Linked DNA regions of Homo sapiens: all the other regions are linked to region 2. Evidence: chromatin contacts called from ENCODE Hi-C or POLR2A ChIA-PET data. All regions are on one chromosome and are shown on one strand. Each heading gives the region's core, a stretch centred on a gene start or an enhancer-like site at or near the end of the contact. The rest is flanking DNA. Distances are from core to core; before and after follow the strand shown.

Region 1 (2,700 bases), core at 141-2,640, 1.3 Mb after region 2:
TCAGCTGAGACTAGAAGAACGGCCCCACTCAGTCTAGCCTAAATGGCTGACCATCTCAATTATGAACTAATAAGTTTTGGACGATTTGTTATGCTACAATAGCTAACTAATACATGCACCCCGTGCAGATAGGACACCAGGATTCTATGACAGGTTGATTACTAGTTACCTTCTAACAGTGGGCACCCTATAGGTACTGATTTTTTCCCCTGATTTAAAGTTGGGTGACTTGTAAGAGAATGTTGAGTAATGCAGAAATACACGTAGACATGTATGCATGTGATTGGTGCTTATACCCACACAGTCCCACACACCACAGGAGAAAACAGATAACTACGGCCTGACCATTAGGGCCAAGGCCAATAGCAAAATAAGTTTTGCCTTTAATCTGTTTTCTCCATATCTAAACATTTGAGGTCAAGAGTGTGGACAGATCTGAAGACACAGAGTTTTATTATCCTGTGGCCCCAACATTCTTTCTTCACTGTCTGATCTCTGGAAGAAAATGGGCAACAGGTGGCTATCAGTGGTCTCCTTGTGGTTATTTTGTTCTTGCTGCCCTCTGCTCTTTCTATGGCCACTATCTGTTCCACCCTCAGAACTGAAGGGAGATGTTGGTAGGGAGAGGCTTTTCCTTCACCTCTGGCAGAAAAGGTTTGCTGGGGCCCTTCACCTCCCGACATCAGAGCTGCACTTCAATGTGGAAGCTTTGGTCATGTGTGGCTCCTGAGTGCCTGGAATGTTCCTGGTCTGAACTGCGATGTGCTAGAAAGGTAAAATACAGAGTTAGTTTCAAAGATTTAGTTTCAAATATTTATATACTTTATTAATAATCACATATTTCTCACACATTAAAATGAAAATTTTTTGATATATTGGGTTAATTAAATTGTTACAATCAATTCAACCTGTTACTTTTTTTTTTTAAGTTTGGTTACTAGAAAATTTAAAATTTACATATGGCTCACATTTTATTTCAGAAAATTACCTCCGTTCTAAAATTTCAGACGGCCTGCTGAAAGACCAGAAGCCGGGAAGGTCATAAAATCCGAAATTTTAAAATAATTGTTATTATATTCTTTTCATTTGTGAATAGGCATACAGTATGTTATTTATAAATGCATGTGACTTTACACACAAGGTTAAATACAAATTCCCTCTGGGGTGGGCCTGGCTAAGCTCTGGGAGGAAGCCCTGCCTGAAAAGACGGCAGCCTAAGCTGTCACTCTTTCTTCACTCAGCCCAGCATCTGTTCGCATCTTCTGTCACTCAGGGCCTGAGAAGGTGGGGTTTTAAACGTTATCCAATCAGCGACGCTAGGCTGGGAACCGTCCAATCAGGCACGCAGCTGGAGCGGACAGGACGGCTTCCGGGATGTGGCGGGGCCTTTGTCTCTCGCCGCAGCCTGAGCTCCAGGTCTCCCCTTCGCTGCTCTGTGTCCTCTGCTCCTAGAGGCCCAACATCTGTGGCCCTGTGACCTGCAGGTATTGGGAGACCCACAGCTAAGACACCGGGACCCCCTGAAAGCCTAGAAATGGTGAGAGTGCCGGGTCGGACATCCCGAGAGAGGGGAAGGGCTGGTTGTAACCGGTGGGAAGTGGCTGTGGCGGGACTCAGGCCTCCCCGCAGTCAGCTCCACAGTCTGCGCCCCGAGTTCTCCTTGCCCAGCTCGGCCTCAGTCCCCTCCAGCCATAAGATGGCGGCTGTGCTGACAGTCGGGACCCCAGGCGTCCTGTCTCTTCACTGCACAGTGACTGTGCCCTGGCCTGGAGCCCTCTCTGGGCAGCTCTGCACCCGCAGCACCGCGTCTTTCCCAGATTGTGCAGGGACCACGGGAGGGTCTTCAGGGGACAGTTCTGACTCGGGGTGCGGGTTCATGAATGGGAAGAGCTTTGTTCCGTGGAGTTCCCAGTTCCTCTTGTCTTCTGTTAAAAATATATGGGAGTCACTATAAAAACATTAAATAATTTAATCAAAGAGTGATTCAAAAATTGTGGAGCACCCAGCTGTGGTTTGTAATTTGTGCTTCATGGGCGGGACTTGAAGAAAAGACTTTTATAAAAAGCATGATGAAGAAAACCAAATTCAGTAATTGGTTAGGTAGAGTTACATAGTTTCTTAATTTGTACAATAAAGGTGAAAATTTCCTGATTATGTAATCAGAGGTTAATTGGCAGTTTATAGTTGGTTAGGGCTGAGTTTTGTTTCTCTCAATGTAGTAATTTACTGAAAAATGTACGTCAGTTAGATTTTTTTAAAGTAGGAACCCAGGGACTAAAGACACCTCCGTCTAATTGCCTGCCTTTTAATTATTTTCACAGTCCATGGGGAGCTGATTTTCCGCTGCATTTTTCACCTGTGTCCCAAGCAGGGTCTTAAGTCTAACCCCCATTCCTCATTTCTCCAGCCTCCCTCTGGCTTGCAGTAAGATACTAAATTTCCAGTTCCTTCTGGTGTTTCCAAATGCCAGCTTTTCCTCCCTAATTCACGTTATCGCCTATTTGTCTTTTAGTGTACTTTTCTATACCGTATTTTAATTATTTTTTGACAAAGCATTAAATGACGCTTTTCAAAAAGTTTTTTAAAAGATTTTTTAAAAAAAATATCTGTAAATATTTCCCATGAGAAGAAAGCAAAGAATAATCCCCTGATACTGTATTGTTAAAACTCTCTGTGCCTTTTCTCCTTGTATCTTCTCTA
Region 2 (2,700 bases), core at 97-2,596:
GAAATTACTTAAAGGTTGTTTCAAACTGAAAAAATAAAAAGAATGTAGATATAAATAAAATATAGTTAAAAAATTACAGGAGATTACAAATTATATATGTAAATCTCGAGAGGTCAAAAATGACAAATTTTGTTTATTTACAAGGTTTTATTTATGTATTTATTCATTTTTGGAGACGCAGTCTCACTTTGTCACCCAGGCTTGAGTGCAGTGGTGCGATCTTGGCTCACCGCAACCTCTGCCTCCTGGGTTCAAGCCATTCTCCTGCCTCAGCCTCCTGAGTAGCTGGGACCACAGGTGCATGCCACCACGCCCGGGTAATTTTTTGTATTTTTAGTAGAGACAGAGTTTCACCGTGTTAGCCAGGATGGTCTCGATTTCCTGACCCAGTGATCTGCCCTCCTCAGCCTCCCAAAGTACTGGGATTACAGGCCTGAGCCACCGCACCTGGCTTTACAAGGTCTTATTAAAATTAGCTTTAGTATTGATAATACACTATTACCAAAGTAAAAGTTGACTTTCTCTTGAACAAACATTTCATGTATTATTAATATGACAGCAAAGTACTTCTGTTCACCTTTTGAATACATTCAAAAAGAGAGAGAATATGAGATAGAATTTTCCCATGCTCTGGGATGGGATGCTCAGCTCAGGGAGGAAGCCGTTTGAAAAGGCTCCAGCTAGGCTAGGCGCGGTGGCTCACGCTTGTAATCCCAGCACTTTGGGAGGCCGAGGCGGGCGGATCACCTGAGATCGGGAGCTCGAGACCAGCCTGACCAACACGGAGAAACCCTGTCTCTACTAAAAGTACAAAAAATTAGACGGGCGTGGTGAGGCATGCCTGTAATCCCAGCTACATGGGAGGCTGAGGTAGGAGAATCGCTTGAACCCGGGAGGTGCAGGTTGCGGTGAGCCAACATCGTGCCATTGCACTCTAGCCTGGGCAACAAGAGGGAAACTCCGTCTCGGTGGGGGGAAAAAAGAAAGAAAAGAAAGAAAGAAAGAAAGAAAGAAAAAGAAAGAAAGAAAGAAAGGAAAGAAAGAAAGAAAGAAAGAAAGAAAGAAAGAAAGAAAGAAAGAAAGAAAGAAAGAAAGAAAGAAAGAAAGAAAGAAAGAAAGAAAGAAAGAAAGAAAGAAAGAAAGAAAAGGCTGCAGCCTAGGCTGTCACTCTTTCTTCACTCAGCCCAGTATCTGATCACATCTGTCACTCAGCGGCTGGGGAGGCGGGGCCTTAGGCATTATCCAATGAGGGACGCTGGGCCGGAAACCGTCCAATCAGGCACGCAGCTGGAGCGAACCACATGGTTTCTGGGGGCCTTTGTTTCTCGCTGCAGCGGGAGCTCCAGGTTTATCCTCAGTGTTCTGTGTCCTGTGCTTATAGAGGCCCGTCCTCTGTGGCCGTGTGACCTGCAAGTATTGGGAGAGCCACAGCTAAACCCCGGGACCCCTGGAAGCCTAGAAATGGTGAGTGCCGGGTCCAACGTCCCGAGAGAGGGGAGAGGCTGTTTGGAACGGTGGGAAGTGGCTCTGGCGGGACTCTGCTTCCTCACAGTCAGCTCCACAATCTGCCGCCGGAGTTCTCCCTGCCCAGCTCGGCCTCAGTCCCCTTCAGCCATAAGATGGCGGCTGCGGTGACATCCGGGGCCCGGCACAGTGATTGTGCCCTGGCCTGGAGCCCTCTTTCAGCAGCTCTGCACCCGCAGCACCGCGTCTCTCCCAGATCATGCAAGGACCACGGGAGGGTCGTCAGGGGAGAATCCTGACTCGGTTCCCTGCGGGTTCATGAATGGGAAGAGCTTTGGTCCGTGAGGTTGTTAGAAACAAGCGCTTGGTGCCGCAAAACAACACAAAACAAAAAACTACCCAGCACTTAGAAAATTTCACAGGAAGGCATATTTACTTCTGAAGAAGAGTGCTGCTCGCGTCCGACCTGATCGCAAGAGCACACAGAAGAAAGGAAGGAAGGTTTTTTTTTTTTTTGAGGCGGAGTTTTGCTCTTGTGGCCCAGGCTAAAGTACAATGGCGCGATCTCGGCTCACTGCAACCTCCGTCTCCCGGGTTCAAGTGATTCTCCTGCCTCAGCCTCCCGAGTAGCTGGGGTTACAGGCATGCGTCACCACACCCGGCTGATTTTGTATTTTTAGTAGACATGCCGTTTCACCATGTTGGTCAGGCTGGTTTTGAACTCCCGAACTCAGTTGATCCGCCCGCCTCGGCCTCCCAGTTTGAAAGGGGTTTTTAACCCTAAACGCCGTTATTGCCTCTGTGTCCTTCCCCCATTGGCCGGGGTCTGACCTCACAATCTAGGCTGACCCGATTGGCTACTTTCCAAATAAGGAAGGGGTTCGGGTCGCAGATTGGAACAGGCGGTTTGGGTTGTTTACGGAGCGGGTGTCTAGGTACAAAGAGGTACAAAAAAGTTGGTCCTAAGAACAAGGAACAAGAAAGTTAGGCCCTTGAAGAGGAATCTATTATATCTGTCAGGGTTCACAGTTTCCCTTTTCTCCTATTAAAAATTTATGGGGCCGGGCGCGGTGGCTCACGCCTGTAATAACAACACTTCAGGAGGTCGAGGTGGATGGATCACTTGAGGTCAGGAGTTGAAGACCAGCCTGGCCAAAATGGGGAAACCCCATCTCTACTAAAAGTACAAAAATTAGCTGGGTGTGATGGCGAATGTCTGGTTTTCTGTTTCTGCAT
Region 3 (2,700 bases), core at 39-2,538, 1.1 Mb after region 2:
CTAAAAGTACAAAAAATTAGCCGGGCGTGGTAGTGCATGCCTGTAATCCCAGCTACTCGGGAGGCTGAGGTAGGAGAATTGCTTGAACCCAGGAGGCAGAGGTTGCAGTGAGCCAAGACCACACCATTGCGCTTTAGCCTGGGCAACAAGAGTGAAACTCCATCTCAAAAAAAAGAAATGCCGAAATACATGTGGACATGTATGCATGTGATTGTGCTTATATTCACTCAGTTTCCCACACCACAGAAGAAAACAGGTAACCACAGCCTGAACATTAGAGTCGAGGTCAAATAGCAAAATAAGTTTGCCTTTAATCTATTTTCTTCCTATGTAAACATTAAAGGTCAAGACTGTGAACAGATCTGAAGACATAGTTTTTTTTCTCCTGTGGCCCATCATCCTTTGCTCACTGTCTGATCTCTGAAAGAAAGATGGGCAACAGGTGGTAAGCAGTGGTTTACCTGTGATTTATTCCTGCTGCCATCAGCTTTTTCTATAGCCACTATTTGTTTCACCCTCGGAACTGAAAAGAGACGTTGATAAATAGAGGCTGTCCCCTCACCTGTGGCAGAAAAGGGGTGTTCAGGCCCTCCACCCCCACTGACATCACAGCTGTACTTCAATGTGGCAGCTATTGGCCATGTGTGGCTCCTGGGTGCCTGGAATGTGGCTGGTCTGAACTGCGATGTGCTAGAAAGGTAAAATACAGAATTAGTTTCAAAGATTTTGTTTCAAATGTATTTATATTTCATTAATAATTACATATTGCTCACATATTAAAATGAAAATATTTTGAATATATTGGGTTAAATAAATTGCTACAATCAATTCCACTTGTTTCTTCTTTCTTTTTAAAGTTTGGCTACTAGAAAATTTAAAATTCACCTGTGACTCACATTTTATTTCAGAGGATTGCCTGTTCAAAGGACCAGAATACAGGAAGGTCATAAAATCTAAAATTTTAGAACAATTGTTGTTATACTTTGTTCATTTGTGAATAGCCATATAATATATTATTTTTGAATGCATATAAATTGATACACAAGGTAAGGGCAAATACTCTCTGGTGTGAGCCTGGCTCAGCTCAGGAAGGAAGCCCTGTCTGAAAAGGCTGCAGCCTAGGCTGTCACTCGCTCTTCTTTCAGCCCAGCATCTGATCACATCTTCTGTCACTCAGGGCCTGAAAAGAAGGTGCCTTAAATATCATCCAATCAGAGACGCTGGGCTGGGAACCGTCCAATCAGGAACGCAGCTGGTGCGGATAGGGCGGCTTCCGGGATGTGGCGGGGCCTTTGTCTCTCGCTGCAGCCTGAGCTCTAGGTCTTGTTTTCCCTGCTTTGTGTTTTCTGCTCGTGGACGCCCAGCCTCTGTGGCCCTGTGGCCTGCAGGTATTGGGAGATCCACAGCTAAGACGCCGGGACCCCCTGGAAGCCTAGAAATGGTGAGAGTGCCAGGTCCGCCATCCCGAGGGGGAAAGGGGTTGGTTGAAACCGGTGGGAAGCGGCTGTGGCGGGACTCAGGCCTCCCTGTAGTCAGCTCCACAATCTGCGCTCCAGTTCTTTTTGCCCAGCTCGGCCCCAGTTCCTCCAGCCATAAGATGGCGGCTGCGCTGACAGCCGGCCCGGGCGTCCTGTCTCTTCCCTGCGCAGTGACTGTGCCCTGGACTGGAGCCCTCTCTGGGCAGCTCTGCATTCGCAGCACCGCGTCTCTCCCAGATTGAGCAGGGACCACGGGAGGGTTGTCAGGGGAGAATCCTGACTCGGGGTGCGGGTTCATGAAAGAGCTTTGGGCTGTGGGGTTCCCAGTTCCTCTTTTTTTCTGTTAAAAATGTATGGGGGGACGGGCGTGGTGGCTCACGCCTGTAATTTCAGCACTTTGGGAAGCCGAGGCGGGCGGATCATCTGAGGTCAGGAGTTCAAGACCATCCTGGCCAACATGGTGAAACCCCGTCTCAATTTTTAAAAATACAAAAATTAGCCGGGCGTCGTGGCGCGCGCCTGCAATCCCAGCTACTCAGGAGTTTGAGGCAGGAGAATCGCTTGAACCCGGGAGGCGGAGGTTGCAGTGAGCCTACATCGCGCCACTGCACTCCAGCCTGGGCAATAAGAGTGAAACTCCGTCTCAAAAAAAAAAAAAAAAGATGTATAGGAGTCACCGCAAAAATATTAAAGAACTTAAAAAGTGGTTCAAGTATTGTAGAGCACTCAGCTATGGTTTGTAGTTTGTGGTCCATGGGAGGAGCTTGAATAAAAGACTTTTATAAGGTGCATGATAAAAAAATCAAATTAGTAATTGGTTAGGTACAGTTATATAGTCTCTTAATTTGTACGATCGTGTTGGCAATTTTCTGGTTATGTGATCAGAATTTAATTGGCAGTTTATAGTTGGTTAAGCCTGAATTTTGTTTTCCCCGATGTGGTAATTTACTAAAAAATGAAATTTTAGTTAGATTTTTTTAAAAAGGAGGACCCCAGGGACTAGAGCCACCTCAGTCTAATTGCCTGCCACTGAATCATTTTCACAGTCCACAGGGGACTTCTTTTCCCCTGCATTTTTCACATATGTCTCAAGCAGGGTCTCAAGTCTACTTCTTACTCCCTGTTCTTCCAGATTAACTCTGATTTACAGTAAAATACTAAATTTCCAGTGTCATTGACATTCCCAAATGCCACCTTCCCCTCTCTGATACACATTATCAAT
Region 4 (2,700 bases), core at 76-2,575, 1.5 Mb after region 2:
ATTGACATCAGAGCTGCCATGTGTGGCTCCTGGGTGCCTGGAATGTGCTTGGTCTGAACCGCGATATGCTAGAAAGGTAAAACACAGAGTTATTTTCAAAAATTTAGTTGCAAATATTTATATACTTCATTAATAATTACATATTCCTCACACATTAAAATGATATTTTGTATATATTAGGTTAATTACATTGTTACAATCAATTCAACCTGTTCCTTGTTATTGTTGTTGTTGTTGTTGCTGTTGTTGCAGTCTGTCACTAGGCTGGAGTGCAGTGGCGCAATCTCGGCTCACTGCAACCTCTGCCTCCCGGGTTCAAGCGATTCTCCTGCCTCAGCCTCCCCAGTAGCTGGGATTACAGGCATGCGCCACCACGCCTGGCTAATTTTTATATTTTTTTCAGTAGAGACAGGGTTTAGCCATATTGCCAGGAGGGTCTCAATCACTTGATCTCGTGATCCACCAGCCTCGGCCTCCCAAAGTGCTGGGATTACAGGCGTGAGCCACTGCGCGTGGCCTCTTGTTTCTTTATATTTTTCACCCCCCAAAACGGAGTCTCGCTCTGTCCGCCCAGGCTGGAGTGCAGTGGCGCGATCTCTGCTCACTGCAACCTCCTCCGCCTCCCGGGTTCAAGCAATTCTCCTGCCTCAGCCTCCTGCGTAGCTGGGATTACAGATGTCCACCACCACGCCCGGCTAATTTTTGTATTTTTAGTAGAGACGTGGTTTCACCATGTTAGCCAGGCTGGTCTCAAACTCCTGACCTCTTGATCTGCCCGCCTTGTACTCCTAAAGTCCTAGGATTACAGGCGTGAGCCACCATGCCTGGCCCCTTGTTTCTTTTTAATTTTCTAGTTTGGCTACCAGAAAATTCAAAATTCACGTGGCTCACATTTTATTTCAGAGGATTACCTCCTTTTTAAAATCTCAGGCTGCCTGCTCAAAGGACCGTAAGCCAGGAAAGTAAAAAAACCCTGAAATTTTAAAACATTTGTTATTATATCCTTTTCATTTATGTATAGCCATATGATATAGTATTTACAAATGCATATGACCTTATACGCAAGGTTGAATGCAAATACCCTTTGGGGTGGGCCTATCTCAGCTCAAGGAGGAAGCCCTGCCTGAAAAGGCTGCAGCCTAGGCGGTCACTCTTTCTTCATTCAGCCCAGCATCTAATTACATCTTCTGTCAGTCAGGGCCTGAGAGGGTGGGGTTTTAAACGTTATCCAATCAGCGACGCTGGGCTGGGAACTGTCCAATCAGGCACGCAGCTTGAGCGGAGAGGACGGCTTCCGGGATGTGGCGGGATTTGTCCGCTTCTTTGTCTTTGGCTGCCGCTGGAACTCCGGGTCTCGTCTTCACTGCTCTGTGTCCTCTGCTCCTAGAGGCCCAGCCTCTGGTCCTGTGACCTGCAGGTATTGGGAATCCACAGCTAAGACGCCGGGACACCCTGGAAGCCTAGAAATGGTGAGAGTGCGGGGTCCAACATCCCGAGAGAGGGGAAGGGCTGGTTGGAACCGGTGGGAAGTGGCTGTGGCGAGACTCAGGCCTCCCCGCAGTCAGCTCTACAATCTGCGCCCCGAGTTCTCCTTGCCCAGCTCGGCCTCAGTCGCCTTCAGCCATAAGATGGCGGTTGCGCCGACAGCCCGGCCCCCGGGCGTCCTGTCTCTTCCCTGCATAGTGACTGTGCCCTTGCCTGGAGCCCTCTCTGGGGAATCTCTGCACCCGCAGCGCCGCTTCTCTACCGGATTGTGCAGGGACCGTGGGAGGGTCGTCAGGGGAGAATCCTGACTTGGGGTGCGGGTTCATGAATGGGAAGAGGTTTGTTCCGTGGGGTTCCCAGTTCCTATTATCTCCTATTAAAAGTTAATGGGAGTCACTGCAAAAATATTAAAAGAATTTAATCAAAGAGTGGTTCTAGGCTGGGCGCGGTGGCTCACGCCTGTAATCCCAGCACTTTGGAAGGCCGAGGTGGGCGGATCAGAGGTCAGGAGATCAAGACCATCCTGGCTAACACGGTGAAACCCCGTCTCTACTAAAAATACAAAAAATGAGCCGGGCGTGGTGGCGGGCGCCTGTAGTCCCAGCTACTCAGGAGGCTGAGGCAGGAGAATGGCGTGAACCCAGGAGGCAGAGCTTGCAGTGAGCCGAGATCGTGCCACTGCACTCCAGCCTGGGCGACAGAGCGAGACTCTTGTCTCAAAAAAAAAATTAACTTATTAAATAATTTAATCAAAAAGTGGTTCTAGAATTGTAGAGCACCAAGCTGTGGTTTTTAGTTTGTGGTCTATGGGAGAGGCTTGAAAGAAAGTCTTTTGTAAAATGCATGATGAAGAAAACCAAATTTAGTAATTGGTTAGGTACAGTTACGTGGTTTTTTAATTTGTACATTAAAGGTGAAAATTTCCTGGTTATGTAATCGGAGCTCAATTGGCAGTTTATAGTAGGTGAAGCCTCAATTTTGTTTCTCTGAATTTAGTAATTAAAAATAATGCGCCTGAGTTAGATTTTTTAAATTGAAGTAGGAACCCAGGGACTAGAGAAACCTCAGTCTAATTGCCTGCCACTTAATTATTTTCACACTCCACAGGGAACTGATTTTCTGCTGCATTTTTCACCTGGGTCCCAATCAGGGTCTTAAGTCTAACCCCCATCCCTCATTACTCCAACCTCATTCTTGCTTGCAGTAAGATACTAA
Region 5 (2,700 bases), core at 41-2,540, 1.2 Mb after region 2:
TATAAAAATAAAAATATAAATATATATAAAAACATAAATATATATAAATATAAATATGTATAATATATAAATATATAAAAATATATAAAAATATAAATATAAAAAATATATATAAATATAAATATATAAATATAAATATAAATATATATAAATATATACATATAAATATATAAATATAAATATATAAATATATAAATATAAATATATATAAATATATAAATATATATATATAAATATATAAATATATAAATATATATATATAAATATATAAATATTTATATATAAATATATATAAATATATAAATATATATAAATATATAAATATATATAAATATATATAAATATATAAATATATATAAGTATATAAATATAAATATATATAAATATATAAATATATATATAAATATATATAAATATATAAATATATATAATTATATAAATATAAATATATATAAATATATATAAATGTATATAAATACATAAATAAATATATAAATATATATAAATATATATATAAATAAATATATACAAATATATATAAATAAATATATATAAATATATATAAATAAATATATATAAATATATATAAATAAATATATAAATATATAAATATATAAATAAATACATATATAAATATATAAAATATATATAAATAAATATATAAAAATATATATAAATAAATATATATAAATAAATATATATATATATATATATATATATATTTTAGACAGAGTTGTGCTCTTGTTGCCCAGGCTGGAGTGCAATGGCACAATCTCGGCTCACCGCAACCTCCGCCTCCCAGGTTCAAGCGGTTCTCCTGCCTCAGCCTCCCGAGTACCTGGGATAACACACATGGGCCACCACAACCCGCTAATTTTATATTTTTTATAAAGACTGGGTTTCTCCATGTTGGTCAGGCTGGTCTCTAACTCCCGACCTCAGGTCATCTGCCCGCTTCAGCCTTCCAAAATGTTGGGATTACGGGCGTGAGCCACCGTGACCGGCCCCATATATTATTTATAAATGCATATGACCTTACACACAAGGTTAAATGCAAATAACCTCTGGGGTGGGCCTGGCTCAGCTCAGGGAGGAAGCCCTGTCAGAGAAGGATGCAGCCCAAGCTGTCACTCTTCTTTCAGCCCCGCATCTCATCACATCTTCCGTCAATCATGGCCTGAGGGGGCGGGGATTTAAATGTTATCCAATCAGAGACGCTAGGCAGGGAACCGTCCAATCAGGCACGCAGGTGAAGCGGACAGGGCGGCTTCCGGGTTTGGCGGGGCCTTTGTCCCTCGCTGTGGCCTGAGCTCCAGGTCTCGTCTTCAGCGCTCTGTGTCCTCTGCTCCTAGAGGTCCAGGCTCTGTGGCCCTGTGACCCGCAGGTATTGGGAGATCTACAGCTAAGACGCCAGGAACCCCTGGAAGCCTAGAAATGGTGAGAGTGCCGGGTCCGACATCCCCAGAGAGGGGAGGGGCTGGTTGTAATGGGTGGGAAGTGGCTGTGGCGGGACTCAGGCCTCCCGGCAGTCAGCTGCACAATCTGCGCCCCGAGTTCTTGCCCAGCTGGGCCTCAGTCCCCATCAGCCTTAAGATGGCGGCTGCGCTGACAGGCGGGCCCCAGCACGTCCCGTCTCTTCCTTGCGCAGTGACTGTGCCCTGGCCTGGAGCCCTCTCTGGGCAGCTCTGCATCCGCAGCGCCGCGTCTCTCCCAGACTGTGCAGGGACCACGGGAGGATCGTCACGGGAGAATCGTCACGGGAGAATCCTGACTTGGGGTGCGAGTTCATGAATGGGAAGAACTTTGGTCCTGGGTTCCTAGTTCCTCTTTTCTCCTATTAAAAATGTACAGACCGGGAGGGGTGGCTCACGTCTGTAATCCCAGTACTTTGGGAGGCCGAGGCGGGCGCATCACTAAGTCAGGAGAGTTCAAGACCAGCCTGGCCAGCATAGTGAAACCCCGTCTTTACTAAAAATACAAAAATTTGCCGGGCATGGTGGTACACGCCTGTAGTCCCAGCTACTTGGGAGACTGAGGCAGGAGAATCACTTGAACCTGGGAGGTGGAGATTGCAGTGAGCCGAGATAGCGCCACTGCACTACAGCCTGTGTAACAGAGCAAGACTCCGTCTCGGAAAAAAAAAATGTACAGAAGTCACCACAAAAATATTAAAGAAATTAATCAAAGAGTGATTAAAAAACTGTTGAGCACCCAGCTGTGGTTTGTAATTTGTTGTTCATGGCGGGGCTTGAAGGAAAGACTTTTATAAGGTGCATGATGAAGAAAGCCAAATTCAGTAATTGGTTAGGTACCGTTATGTAGTTTCTTAGTTTGTACAATAAAGGTGAAAATTTTCTGGTTGTGTAATCAGACCTTAATTGGCAGTATACAGTTGATTAAGCCTGAATTTTGTGTCTTTCAATGTAGTAATTTTCAAAACGATGCGCCTGAGTTAGATTTTTTTTTTTTTTTTTTTTTTTTTTTTTTGAGATGGAGTCTCGCTCTTGTCGCCCAGGCTGGAGTGCAGTGGCACAATCTCGGCTCACTACAACTTCTGCCGCTGCCTGTGTTCAAGCTTCTCCTGCCTCAGCCTTTTGAGTAGCTGGAATTACAAGCGCCTGCCACCCTGCCCAGCTAATTTTTGTACTTTTAGTAGAGACGGGGTTTCACCATGTTGGCCTGGCTGGCCTCGAACTCTTG

Evidence for each region. Hi-C counts contacts between places; a loop is a spot of excess contacts on that map. ChIA-PET counts read pairs that join two places held with the same protein, here RNA polymerase II (POLR2A). Pooled maps may share reads with other maps.
Region 1: a loop to region 2 is called in a pooled map, with 5 times the contacts of the local background. The contact joins the promoter of ZNF431 here to the promoter of ZNF253 in region 2. A Hi-C loop is called at or near these places in 7 of 50 pooled maps. POLR2A ChIA-PET finds 5 or more read pairs at or near these places in 4 of 52 experiments (T-cell, activated CD4-positive, alpha-beta T cell, activated naive CD4-positive, alpha-beta T cell and 1 more).
Region 3: a loop to region 2 is called in a pooled map, with 12 times the contacts of the local background. The contact joins the promoter of ZNF85 here to the promoter of ZNF253 in region 2. A Hi-C loop is called at or near these places in 1 of 37 single-sample maps with no recorded cell type and 8 of 50 pooled maps. POLR2A ChIA-PET finds 5 or more read pairs at or near these places in 3 of 52 experiments (CD4-positive, alpha-beta T cell, activated CD4-positive, alpha-beta memory T cell and activated naive CD4-positive, alpha-beta T cell).
Region 4: a pooled map shows a loop between it and region 2 (8-fold over the local background). The contact joins the promoter of ZNF738 here to the promoter of ZNF253 in region 2. A Hi-C loop is called at or near these places in 6 of 50 pooled maps. POLR2A ChIA-PET finds 5 or more read pairs at or near these places in 3 of 52 experiments (RWPE1, WTC11 and activated naive CD4-positive, alpha-beta T cell).
Region 5: a map of naive thymus-derived CD4-positive, alpha-beta T cell shows a loop between it and region 2 (5-fold over the local background). The contact joins the promoter of ZNF430 here to the promoter of ZNF253 in region 2. A Hi-C loop is called at or near these places in 1 of 168 maps with a recorded cell type or tissue (naive thymus-derived CD4-positive, alpha-beta T cell), 1 of 37 single-sample maps with no recorded cell type and 8 of 50 pooled maps. POLR2A ChIA-PET finds 5 or more read pairs at or near these places in 3 of 52 experiments (CD4-positive, alpha-beta T cell, activated CD4-positive, alpha-beta memory T cell and activated naive CD4-positive, alpha-beta T cell).

The regions. Positions count from the first base shown.
Region 1 is chr19:21,140,650-21,143,349 of GRCh38, forward strand. It overlaps ZNF431 (zinc finger protein 431), which reads left to right and starts at 1,391. Exons shown (of 5, transcript NM_133473.4): 1 at 1,391-1,537. The coding sequence starts at 1,535. RefSeq lists enhancers at 1,417-1,896, 2,678-2,700.
Region 2 is chr19:19,864,536-19,867,235 of GRCh38, forward strand. It overlaps ZNF253 (zinc finger protein 253), which reads left to right and starts at 1,347. Exons shown (of 4, transcript NM_021047.3): 1 at 1,347-1,464. The coding sequence starts at 1,462. LOC124904664 (a long non-coding RNA gene) reads right to left here. Exons shown (of 4, transcript XR_007067169.1): 1 at 1,901-2,700. RefSeq lists an enhancer at 1,378-1,807.
Region 3 is chr19:20,921,963-20,924,662 of GRCh38, forward strand. ZNF85 (zinc finger protein 85) reads left to right here and starts at 1,289. Exons shown (of 4, transcript NM_003429.5): 1 at 1,289-1,441. The coding sequence starts at 1,439.
Region 4 is chr19:21,357,675-21,360,374 of GRCh38, forward strand. ZNF738 (zinc finger protein 738) reads left to right here and starts at 1,326. Exons shown (of 5, transcript NM_001355237.2): 1 at 1,326-1,469. The coding sequence starts at 1,467. RefSeq lists enhancers at 39-596, 1,388-1,687.
Region 5 is chr19:21,019,367-21,022,066 of GRCh38, forward strand. It overlaps ZNF430 (zinc finger protein 430), which reads left to right and starts at 1,291. Exons shown (of 5, transcript NM_025189.4): 1 at 1,291-1,437. The coding sequence starts at 1,435. RefSeq lists enhancers at 981-1,574, 1,575-2,166.